Regions from separate parts of the Mus musculus genome. Here region 2 is linked to region 1. The links are chromatin loops, found by intact Hi-C in ENCODE. Cell type or tissue: heart. All regions are shown on one strand.

Evidence for each region. A loop is a pair of places that touch in the nucleus more often than their neighbours do. Peaks named below come from ENCODE experiments on the same cell type or tissue, not always from the same donor. Only the 100,000 strongest peaks of a DNase experiment are listed, where the experiment ranks them.
Region 2: a loop joins it to region 1, with 2.5 times the contacts of the local background. A loop is called at or near these places in 2 of 42 quality-filtered maps.

The regions. Positions count from the first base shown.
Region 1 is chr10:86,072,163-86,077,162 of GRCm38, reverse strand. It overlaps Syn3 (synapsin III), which reads left to right. Exons shown (of 14, transcript NM_013722.3): 9 at 3,863-3,937. It overlaps Gm51812 (a long non-coding RNA gene), which reads right to left. Exons shown (of 3, transcript XR_003949027.1): 3 at 3,930-4,247. Among named protein-coding and RNA genes, the nearest start is that of Gm51812, 5.6 kb to the right of the region's middle. In heart, a CTCF peak has its summit at 1,991; no DNase peak of the experiment used is centred here.
Region 2 is chr10:86,137,314-86,142,313 of GRCm38, reverse strand. The region is part of intron 6 of Syn3 (synapsin III); the gene reads left to right. Among named protein-coding and RNA genes, the nearest start is that of Gm35636, 22 kb to the left of the region's middle. In heart, no CTCF peak of the experiment used is centred here; a DNase peak (open chromatin) is centred at 2,993.

The DNA of each region.
Region 1 (5,000 bases):
TCACTTTTGCCCTCCCAGATTGCTTGTCTATACATCTATGCCAGCCAAGGAAGAGCTGGCTTCCACCATCCATCACTCAATGGGCTCTTTACTTGACCGTCGTCCACGTGAACAGTTTCAGCCTCTGCCTGGTGGTCCAGTGGGACACAACGCTGTCAACCACAGCACGTGCTTATAGAAAGTATCATTTACCTCCAGTCTTTCTGTCTTCACTCTTTGTCCAAAGTTGCTCAGGCCAGAAGCTTCTCCTCCACCTCTAAGGTTGTACATTTGGTCTTAGATACCCTCCCACCCCAAACTCCTATTGAAAGTCCACCCCTTCTTAAGTGGTAATCTTAGGAAGAGGTTCAGAGAGGAGAATATGCCATCAGGGTAGAATCTTCCAGAAAGCATACAATGCTTGTTCTAGTTCCATTGTGTTACTGACTGTTAAACACTCTGAACAAAAGCAACTTAAGGGAAGAAAACAATGTATTTCAGTTTCCATTCCATCACTGAGGGAAGTCAGTGCAGAAACTCAAGTAGGAGCTTGAAGCAGAGACCATGAAAAAAAAAACTTATTTGCTGGCTGACTAATAGACCCATGGTTTTAGCTTTCTCATACAGCCCAGGAACACCTCTCTAGGGAATAGCGCTACCCACCATGGGCTGGGCCCTCCTGCATCAATTAGCAATAAGACAGTCCCACAGAAATGCTCACAGGCTATTCTGACCTAGTAAGTCTCTCAACTGAGATGCCTTTTTCCAATGATCCTAGGCTGTATCAAGTTAAGGCAGCATTTTTAGAAAAAGAACTCAGAAAGTACCCCTTGCTTCAGCCACTACATGAAGACACAGTAAAAAGGCACGGTCTAAGAACCAGAAAATGTGTCCTCACCAAACCTGAATCTTTAGGCATCTTGAGCTTAGTTTTTCCAGCCTCCAGAACTACAAGAAATGAGTTGTTGCTTACAAACCACACAGTTCATGATTCTCTTACACCAGCCCAGATAAATAAAGGCAATTATAGTCCAGATAGCTGCTCTGACCACTATCTGCATACTACCCTACATCCCACTGGTTGCATCTCATTCAAGTCAAAAACAAGGGACCTTTCATCCATGTATAATGGACTCCATGACCTCTGCATGATGAGTGTGTAGGGTACAGTTTGAGGGCATCTACCATCAAGAGAGGATAACACTGGTGCCATCTCCTTCAGCTCTGTGGGGCTGATACATGCTGATGCTTGGAAACCCTTGGACACATGTCTCAGATGCTAATGCAGGCCTCAGGTACCAGCTCTCCCAGCCATCATCCTCTTGGAAGGAAAGCCATCTGGTTTGAGTTCCTGCTGCTTTAGCTCTTCAATGCCTTCTCATCTCCTCTTACTAAAAATAACAAACAGTACAGCCCAATTGTGCTGAGAGGCTGATGGGAATATTTCCTCTCATTCATACAGGACCACACTAGGGTCTCACTTGGTCTACAATGATTCCCATTATACCAAGGAAGAAGTTGAAGACTGGGAGATGCTGCCCATGGTAAATCACTAGAACGTGCTAGAAGCTCCGTGTTCATCGGTTCTTGCCTTCTATCACCTCTAATGCACAATGCCAAATGCTGTCATTGAACAGCCAAGGCACGGCTCAATGAACATGTCCTGGAGCCACACACAGCCAGTGACTTTGGGATTTCATGTGCTTCCCTGGAACTCATATCCATTGCTAATTTACCTCACCAGTCCTCTGGCTCAAAGCTACTAAAGACCGGAAGTGAGCTGCCTAAGGAGGGGTCAGCTTTATCCCCTTAGATTAAACCAAATCCAGGATGAAGGCTAAGCCTATGAACCCTGTTGTCACAGTTTTGTGACACAAACATTAGGCACACCTGAGAAGAAGGACTCTCGTTGAGGAATTGTCTCCATCAGATTGGCCGTGCTGTTAAGTCCGTGAGGCATTTTCTTGATTACTTAATTGGTGGAGAAGGATCCAACCTTATGTAGATGGTGCCACCTATGGGCAGGTAGCCCTGGGCTATATTAACAAAGTAATTGAACATGAACTAGAAAGCAAATGAATAAACAGCTTTCCCATGATCTCTCTGCATCATCAGTCCCTGCTCCCCCATCCTTGCTCGAGCTCCTGCCTTGGCTTTTCTCAGTGATGAGCTGTATCTTGGGTACTGTTCTAGTGCTGTGAAGAGATACCATGATAAAGGCGCTTATAAAATACAGCATTAATTAGGGGCCTGCTTACAGGAGTCCAAATGTGTCCTGGGTTCTCCCCAGCTTATATCATCCCTCACCCAGTCAGGAGCTATTGGGCACCTACTATATGCTGAGTTCCCTTGGAATGGTGTCCTCAAGGGATAGAGTTGAAATATATGATCCCCATTTTTAAAGGGCTTCTCCTCTATCAGGCAGGTTAGATGAGCACTCCTGAGCACAGTACTGGGGAGGGGAGAGAAGAGAGAAAAGGAAAGTAGAGGAGAAGAGGGGAGGGGAGGAGAGAGGAGGGGAAGGGAGAAGAGAGGAGGAAAGAAGAAAGGATAGGAGAAAGAGGAGGGGGGAGGAGAAGGGGAATGGGAAAGAAAGGGAAAGGGGGAAAGAGGAGAGAAGAGGGGAAGGGAGGGTGAGGGGAGGAAAGGAGAAAGTAGGGTAAGGGAGGGGAGGGAAGCAGGGCAGAGCAGTCTATGAATGTCCAGGAAGGTATGCTTCAAGCCACATTCAAATGAAGCCTGAGAGATGAGCAAGGACTTAGGAAGGCAAAGGTGGTAACAAAGGCTGCCTGAGCCAAAAGTGAAAGTGAGAGTGTAGGGTTCAAATCAGGACACCAGCCGTGCACGGGCAAGCCCTGAGAAGGAAGACAGCCATGACTGATGCAGAAGGAAGTCCAGAAACGGAATTGAGAGGGGGTGACAAGGCAAGCAGAGGTCACAAAGCCTTCCAAACTCTTCACCATGGGAGAGTAATCACTTCCTCCCTAAGACCATTTTTCCCACATTTAAACCTTCGACAAATTCCAGAATCACAAGGTGATACAATGCCCTAGTTCTCCTCAAAAACAAGAGGTCATGCATATTAGTCCTTTTTCCATTACTGTAACAAAGTACTTGAGCTAGCCAACTTAAAAGGGAGAAAGGTTTATTTCAGCTCACAGTTTCAGAGGTTTCAGCCTATGGTTTCTTGTCCCTGTTCCTATGGTAACACTCTCATAGAGACTGTTCACCTCATGGTAGCCAGGAAACCAAGAAGGGACAAGAAGTACCAGGATCCCTTTAAGGGCATGACCCCAGAGGCCTAACTTCTCTTTCCCAGGCATTACTTGCTGAATGAAGATTTCCTTATCTCCCAAAAGCACCATAAGATGATAAAAGTCAAGCTGGGGCTTGTGGAATCTGGTTTGGCCATACAGCAGCACCAACGTTTGTGTCATTTTATCTGAGGTGTCAGCCTTTTTAAATTTTAACCTAGGGACTGGGGAGATGGCTCAGCAGCTGGGGAGATGGCTCAGCAATTACAGAAATTATATCACTTTTGAAGAGGACCAGGCTTTGGTTCCCAGCATCCACACGGCACACACATGGCACACAGCATACAAACAAAACACTCAGACACAGAAAATACAATAAACAAAAGACATAAATAAATACAATTTAATCTTTAAATTTCAAAAAAATGTTTAGAAAACAATACATAGTATCCATGAATAAATAAATCAGTTAGCACTAATGGAAATTACAGATAATAAAAGTACATGCTATGCATAAATTGGGCCACATATTTGAAATAACATCTCCTAACCACAAAAGCAAAGAAGGAAGGCAGATTAGTGATAGAGATCTCTATAAAGTCCTTGATGTGTGGTTTGTTCTAACCCAGGAGAACCTCCATCTCTGGAAACTGGAAGGCCAATACAGGCTCTGCTATGCTGGAGCAGGTGGCCATGACAGAAAGGTAAGAGACAAAGGGCACGCGGAAAGATGCACCAGCACCTGGTGAGAATGGCACTTCAGTCTCTGCCCGGTGTCCCCACCCACTGAGCGCTTCCCAGCTTGCTTTCCTATCTGGTCAGTATCAACGGCAGGGTACCTGTCAAAACTACATTTACAGATGGTGACAGTTCAGAGAACTAAAGTGGTTTGCCCCATGTTCCAGAAGTAAGTGTGGAACACTGAGGTCTTGGTTTCAAGTCTTATGGCTCCTGCCTTGCTGCCTCAGTGAGAGAAATCGGAGCCTTCACCAGTCCCCAATTGTTTGCAGATATCTAGGAGAAAACAATTAATGATTAAAATGACATCATTAAAATAGAGATTGGCCTTCCTCAGACCATACGAAGAGGGAAAAACTAATCCCCCTTAAATTGTGAGTCCTTTAAGGTACTCTGTGGCTGGGGGACCTATAGGACTTTCTTGCTTTAAGCATGACCATGTTTAACCTCCTCAGTTGAGGAGTGGCTGGGCACCTACTCTCCGCATCAGTCACAGACACCTTCCCTAGGAACCCACTGGACACTGCCTGCATGCAGGTAGTAGAGGTACCTCCAGGGTCAGTAAACACGGAGCACCTCCTGCGTGCCACAGTGTCCTGAACAGTAAAGAGGCCAAGGTAAAAATGCACTGAGTATTTCCTCTAAGAACTGTGGCGTAGCTACAAGCATCAGAACACAGCATGTTAGCTTGTGCTTTGGAACTTACTAGCTTTTGATGACGAGGTAAGTGTTCAGGAGGGGTGTAGGACTCCATCCCCACCCCTTTCTATTGAAATCATTTCTTTCATGGCCATGTTGGATCATACTTTCTCCAACAGAGGTTCATGGCATCACCAGGCTTAAAGCCTCACTGTCAAGTCCAACAGAAAAGAGGCACCTTTCCCTGCCTTTCATCCAAAGCCCGGGATGAAACCTTATTGGCTGATTAGCCAGGCTTTGGGTCACATGATCATCCCTAAGACAATCACTAGCTGAGAAGGCCACGTGGCTGCATTTGTCTAAATCTATGTCAAGTTTCTACTCTGGAGG
Region 2 (5,000 bases), 65 kb before region 1:
CCCGAGGAATTTTCTCTTCAGGAGCCTGAGGGTGGGCTCCTATACTCTACCTTTCAGGCATCTTTGGTCCCTGCTCCAGACCAACTCTTCTCCTGAGAATGTCCTCTGCATGCAAGTGTCACCTGGAGAGTCCCCCAGTGAGTAAGGATATAAGCTGGCAGCCTGAGCCTGCAACAACCCTAAGCTCATGCAGGCAAGAACAAGGAAAGCTTGTTGGTGGGGCCAGCCTGTGGGGTTGTTCATTTCTGACTATTGCACTTCTCAGGGAAACAGGAAATGTAAGAAAAAAAGGAATGCTTGCTTGTTGGTACGGCATGTTCAGTTTAATTATTCTAAATTTGTTACCAGTATTTTTCCAAGACACACTAGAAGCCGCAATGGGGGGGGGGGCAAAATAGAGGTGGAATATCAGAGCAGAGAGCCCATAGGCCACCCAGCAAATACCACCTAGCTACACCTTCCCAAGTACCAGCCCTTGACCTGGGATAGGATAAGAATTAAGGAAGGCAGGGCAGGTGCCATTTCTATCTTAGGCACCCAGGTGCATGGTGGGACACATGAGTGAGGTTGGAATACACGTGGAGAATATTCTTTGTAATAGCTTTAAGGTTGAAATGAAGGTATCTGCAGAGCTTCTTAGCCAGAACTCCTCAGTCCTCTATACAGTCCTATTATAGGACAACCCTCTGATCTCAAACACAATCAGCAACAGACATAAACCCATTGCTTCTTAGGGAGCTTGATGTTAATGAGTTTCCTACTGGAGAGTGGGGAAACTGAGTCACAGATCTGGTTGTGACTCAACCAATAGACTATAGCTCTAAAAGTAGAAACCAGACGCCTCCTGGCTCCAGAGTTCCTGTTTCCACCATCTTACCCCACACTGCTCAGGTTCTATGCACACTAGATTAACCCTCATAGTCTGCAGGCTTTCATCCACCCACCGAAGAAAGTGCTTGGTAGCAGACAGCATGAGGATCCAGGGGTGTCACTACCACAAGGTGGCTAGGGTGAGGGGCTCTGGTAGATCCAGGCTGCTTCATTTTCTCCCTGGGTAATCTTTTGGTTCGTTTGTTTTGTTTTTTGTTTTTTTAAGACAGGGTTTCTCTGTATAACCCTGGCTGTCCTGGAACTCAATCTGTCGACCAGGCTGGTCTCGAACTCAGAAATCCACCTGCCTCTGCCTCCCGAGTGCTGGAATTAAAGGCGTGCGCCACCACGCCCAGCTCCTAGGTAATCTTTAGAGCAATCTTCCACCTCTCTTTACCCCATTTCTTTGTATTTAAAATGAGAATTTAAAAATAGAAGCTATAACTGGAGAAATGGCTTAGTGACTAAGAACACTTGCTGTTCTTCCAGATGACTAGAGTCGTTTGGGTCTCAGCATCCATATTCAGCAGGATCATAACCACCTGTAATTCTAGATTCAGAGGATCCTCCATCCATTATGTACCAGGCCTTGTGTGTTACCATTATGGTGGCAAGCAAAACAGAGGTCTTCATCCTCAGAACACCGATAGAGAAGTAGAGAAATGGGCTATAAAGAAATATATACACACACACAAATACAAAGAGTGAGAGGTTCTCCTAGTTTGCTTTTGGTTGCTGTGATAAAACACTGACCAAAGCCCACTTGGAAGGGGACAGTAAGGATTTATTTGACTTACTGGTTACACTCCATCACTGAGGAAAGCTGAGGCAGGAACTTAGAGGCAGGGACTGAAGCAAAGGCCATGGAGGAACGTTGTTTATTACCTAGCTCTTTGTAACCTACTTATCTTGCTTTCTTACACAGCCTAAAACTGTTCACCCTGGAGTGGTATTTGCCTTGGAAGTCAGAGGCAGGAGCATCTCTGTGAATTAGAGACCAGTATTGTCTACATTCTGAGTTCCAGGATAGCCAAAGCTACCTAGAGAGATCCTTCGGACAGAAAAAGAAAATGCCCTCCACAGAAATAGAGAACTGGTTCAGTGGTCAAGAGCACTTCCAGAGGCTCGAGCTCCCATCTCCTGTAGATCCCAACCCTCTGTAATTTCAGATCCGGGAATTTGGACACCTCTGGCCTCCAAATGCCGACACGCATACCTAGCTGTAATTTCAAATAATGAGAATAAATTCTCTTTTAAAAAGTTAAAATACCCCCCACCCGGCGGGCACACTTACAGGCCAATCTGATGCATGCAGTTCCTCGGTTGTGGCCCCCTTTTCCCAGATGACTCTAGTTTGTATCAAATTGACAAAAATTAACCGGCACAATGAATAATCATACATTCATTTGGGGAAGTGGGGAGCCAAAGCAGTGGGGAAGGCCCCTGATTTGAGCTCTTACACCAACCCACTCTTGCAGAGCTCACCATACCCCACTAAAACTTACTAAAATGCCCTCCAATGACCTAAGCAACTCGAACTAGACCCTACCTCTTAAATGTCCTGTATCCTCAGCACAAAGCCAGAGTCTTGGCTTCCTCCATGAACCCTTGGAGACACACTCAGACTATAGCAATGGTTCAGTCAGAATCTAATTCTCCACATGCTTAAATCTGTATTACCAAGCTATAGGTGGCACGCCTTGGGTAGGAAGCTGCCCCAAGTGCCCGCTGTGTAATTTCAGTTCCAGCTTCAGCTTTAGGATGGGGTTGGTTGAACCTTGGCTCAGACTGCCGGACTCTGATCTTCCCAAGGGAACACCCTGCAAGAACACAGGGCCGCCCCACTTATTTTAGCTTCTTTGGGTGCTTTTGAATAAGGCCTTATCAGGGTGGGGAATCTGTTTTCAAAGATGGATCTGCCCCCTCCAACAGGATGTCAGGCCTCTTGCCATGGGGCAGTGCTGAACTCTGGAGTGTCTGGGGCCATGGGACCGGGAAAAGGGTCCCTGAGAAACCATCCCCAAGGAAACTAAATAAAGCTATTGTTGCAAAGGGAAGAGAAAAAATAGCCCAGCCAACAAGATGTTTTCTGTCCTCTGTGACCTGTCTGTGTTTGGGGAGGGGCTGGGCTGTGGCAAAGGGGTGGAAATAGGAACGGCCCTTGGGGTCCATAGACACAGCATGGAAGAGGGGAACAGGGCAGAAGCGATGGGTAGCCACGGGGCCGTGCTGCTGCTCTAACCTGTCTGAGCTCAAGTGAATGGCTTGTTCTGTGTTCTTATCTATAAAGCCCAGGAAGGAAATGACGCTAAGGTACATTGCACAAGAGGTCCCTGGTCCTTCCTATTCCTGGCTCTGACATGACTCTTGGAAAACCATCAGTCTTAGTCTGGGAGGGAAGGGTGATGTCATGGGTGGACTCTTCACACGCAGATTCATGGCACCCACTTTGATTTCTGGAGATAAAACAACTGACCATAGAAACCTATCCAGTATCTCCAAAGTCTGCCTATATTTCACCGGAAAGCTCCAAGCCTAGCCTCTTAGAGATAAAATACTCAAAGGACATTTACACAGGAGTGTTGTATGGAAATTTGTTTGCAGTAACAGGGAAGGTGGGGGAGAAGGAGATGGAGAGAAATAACTACACACATATTTGTTCATTAGCAGGAAAGTAGCTAGAGTATTGCAGAATTGCGTGGAACATGGGTGCAGTTTTTTGCAGTGACTGGGTTAGGACTGTGTCATGGAAGGACTGGGCATAGTCTAGTATGTAGAGCTAAGCATAGGCTAAGGTGTAGCTTGATGGCCCATCAGCCCCTGGGTTCCCTCCACAGCATTGCAAAAGCAGGCGATAAGAGCTGTTTAGGAAAAAGTAAATGTCAGCATCAACTATCCACATGCAACAAGTGTGTAAACAGGCACATGTGCTGTGCAAAGGGCAGAAGCACACCAGGCAGGCGAGAGGGGTCACCTGGGCTGGAGAAGGTATGGAAGGGTCAACAGATGTCAGAAACGTGTATGGCAAAGGCAGCTTAGGACCAGTATGGGCAGGGCAGAGGCAAGAGAACACCCATCTATCTCCCCTCCAGTTCTACCTTTAAATGAGATGGAAGCAAAGCCTCCAATCTTTCAACTGCTGAGTTTGTCTGCAGTTTGCAGTGATGGCTTCATGTGATGATTGTGCCAGGCAACAAAAGATCCCTAATGAAAATGCACTCCGTGGGTACCTCACACTACTCAAACCGATAAAATGATAAAATGCAGATCCCCCAAGGCTGGAGAAGTCATAGGCCCTAGGCAAGTGGATAATACAATCCTTTTGCTATATGAACATGATGTCAAAGTTCCTTCTAAATATTTACATTTATACCCATAGAGCTCCCAGCCTTGGTCAGAAAAGCATCTGCCTACATTGGGTGACAGCCAACACAGGGACTCACAGTTGATCGAATGCTCAGAAAAAGAGTGGAGTGCTCAGTCCTAAATGTGGCAAGGATGTCACCCACTCTAGGGCTCAGGGAACATTGCAGAAAGGGTGGTGGGAAGAATGTGAGAGCTGGGGAGGGGAGGCGTGATAAAGCTGTAACTGTCGCACCCCCATGACCTCACAAGGCTGGGCCAATCAGCATGCCAACATGAATGGGGGAGAGGCCCCACCCCTCCCTGAGGAGCTGCAGGCAGTTAAAGGTTGGGGGTGGGAGAGTCATATTCCTCACTGGTGAGCCTTGTTCACATAAATGGCTTCCCCTCCTATGCTCTCACAGGCGACTCTCGTTTAAAGCAGTGTGTCACAAACAAATAAATAGACATGAAAGCAGGGAAAGGACTTGAGTGGAAGAAGGTGTTTGATGGGAGGGGAAGAGGATGAAAAAGTAGGAGCTTCAGAGTCAAAGTACGCATGTGCGCATGCGTGTGTGCGTGTGTGTGTGTGTGTGTGTGTGTGTGTGTGTGAAAGTGTAAAAGAATATGTTCTTAAAGCACCAAAACTAAAGCTTAAAGATGTACAGTGATTGTTAGGAATTATATAATAGTAACATTAGGAACAAATGCCGGGGAAGAATAAACACTGAATCCACACACTGGCTCCCTCTGAGGAGGGAGGAAACGGGTTCAAGGAAAGAATTACA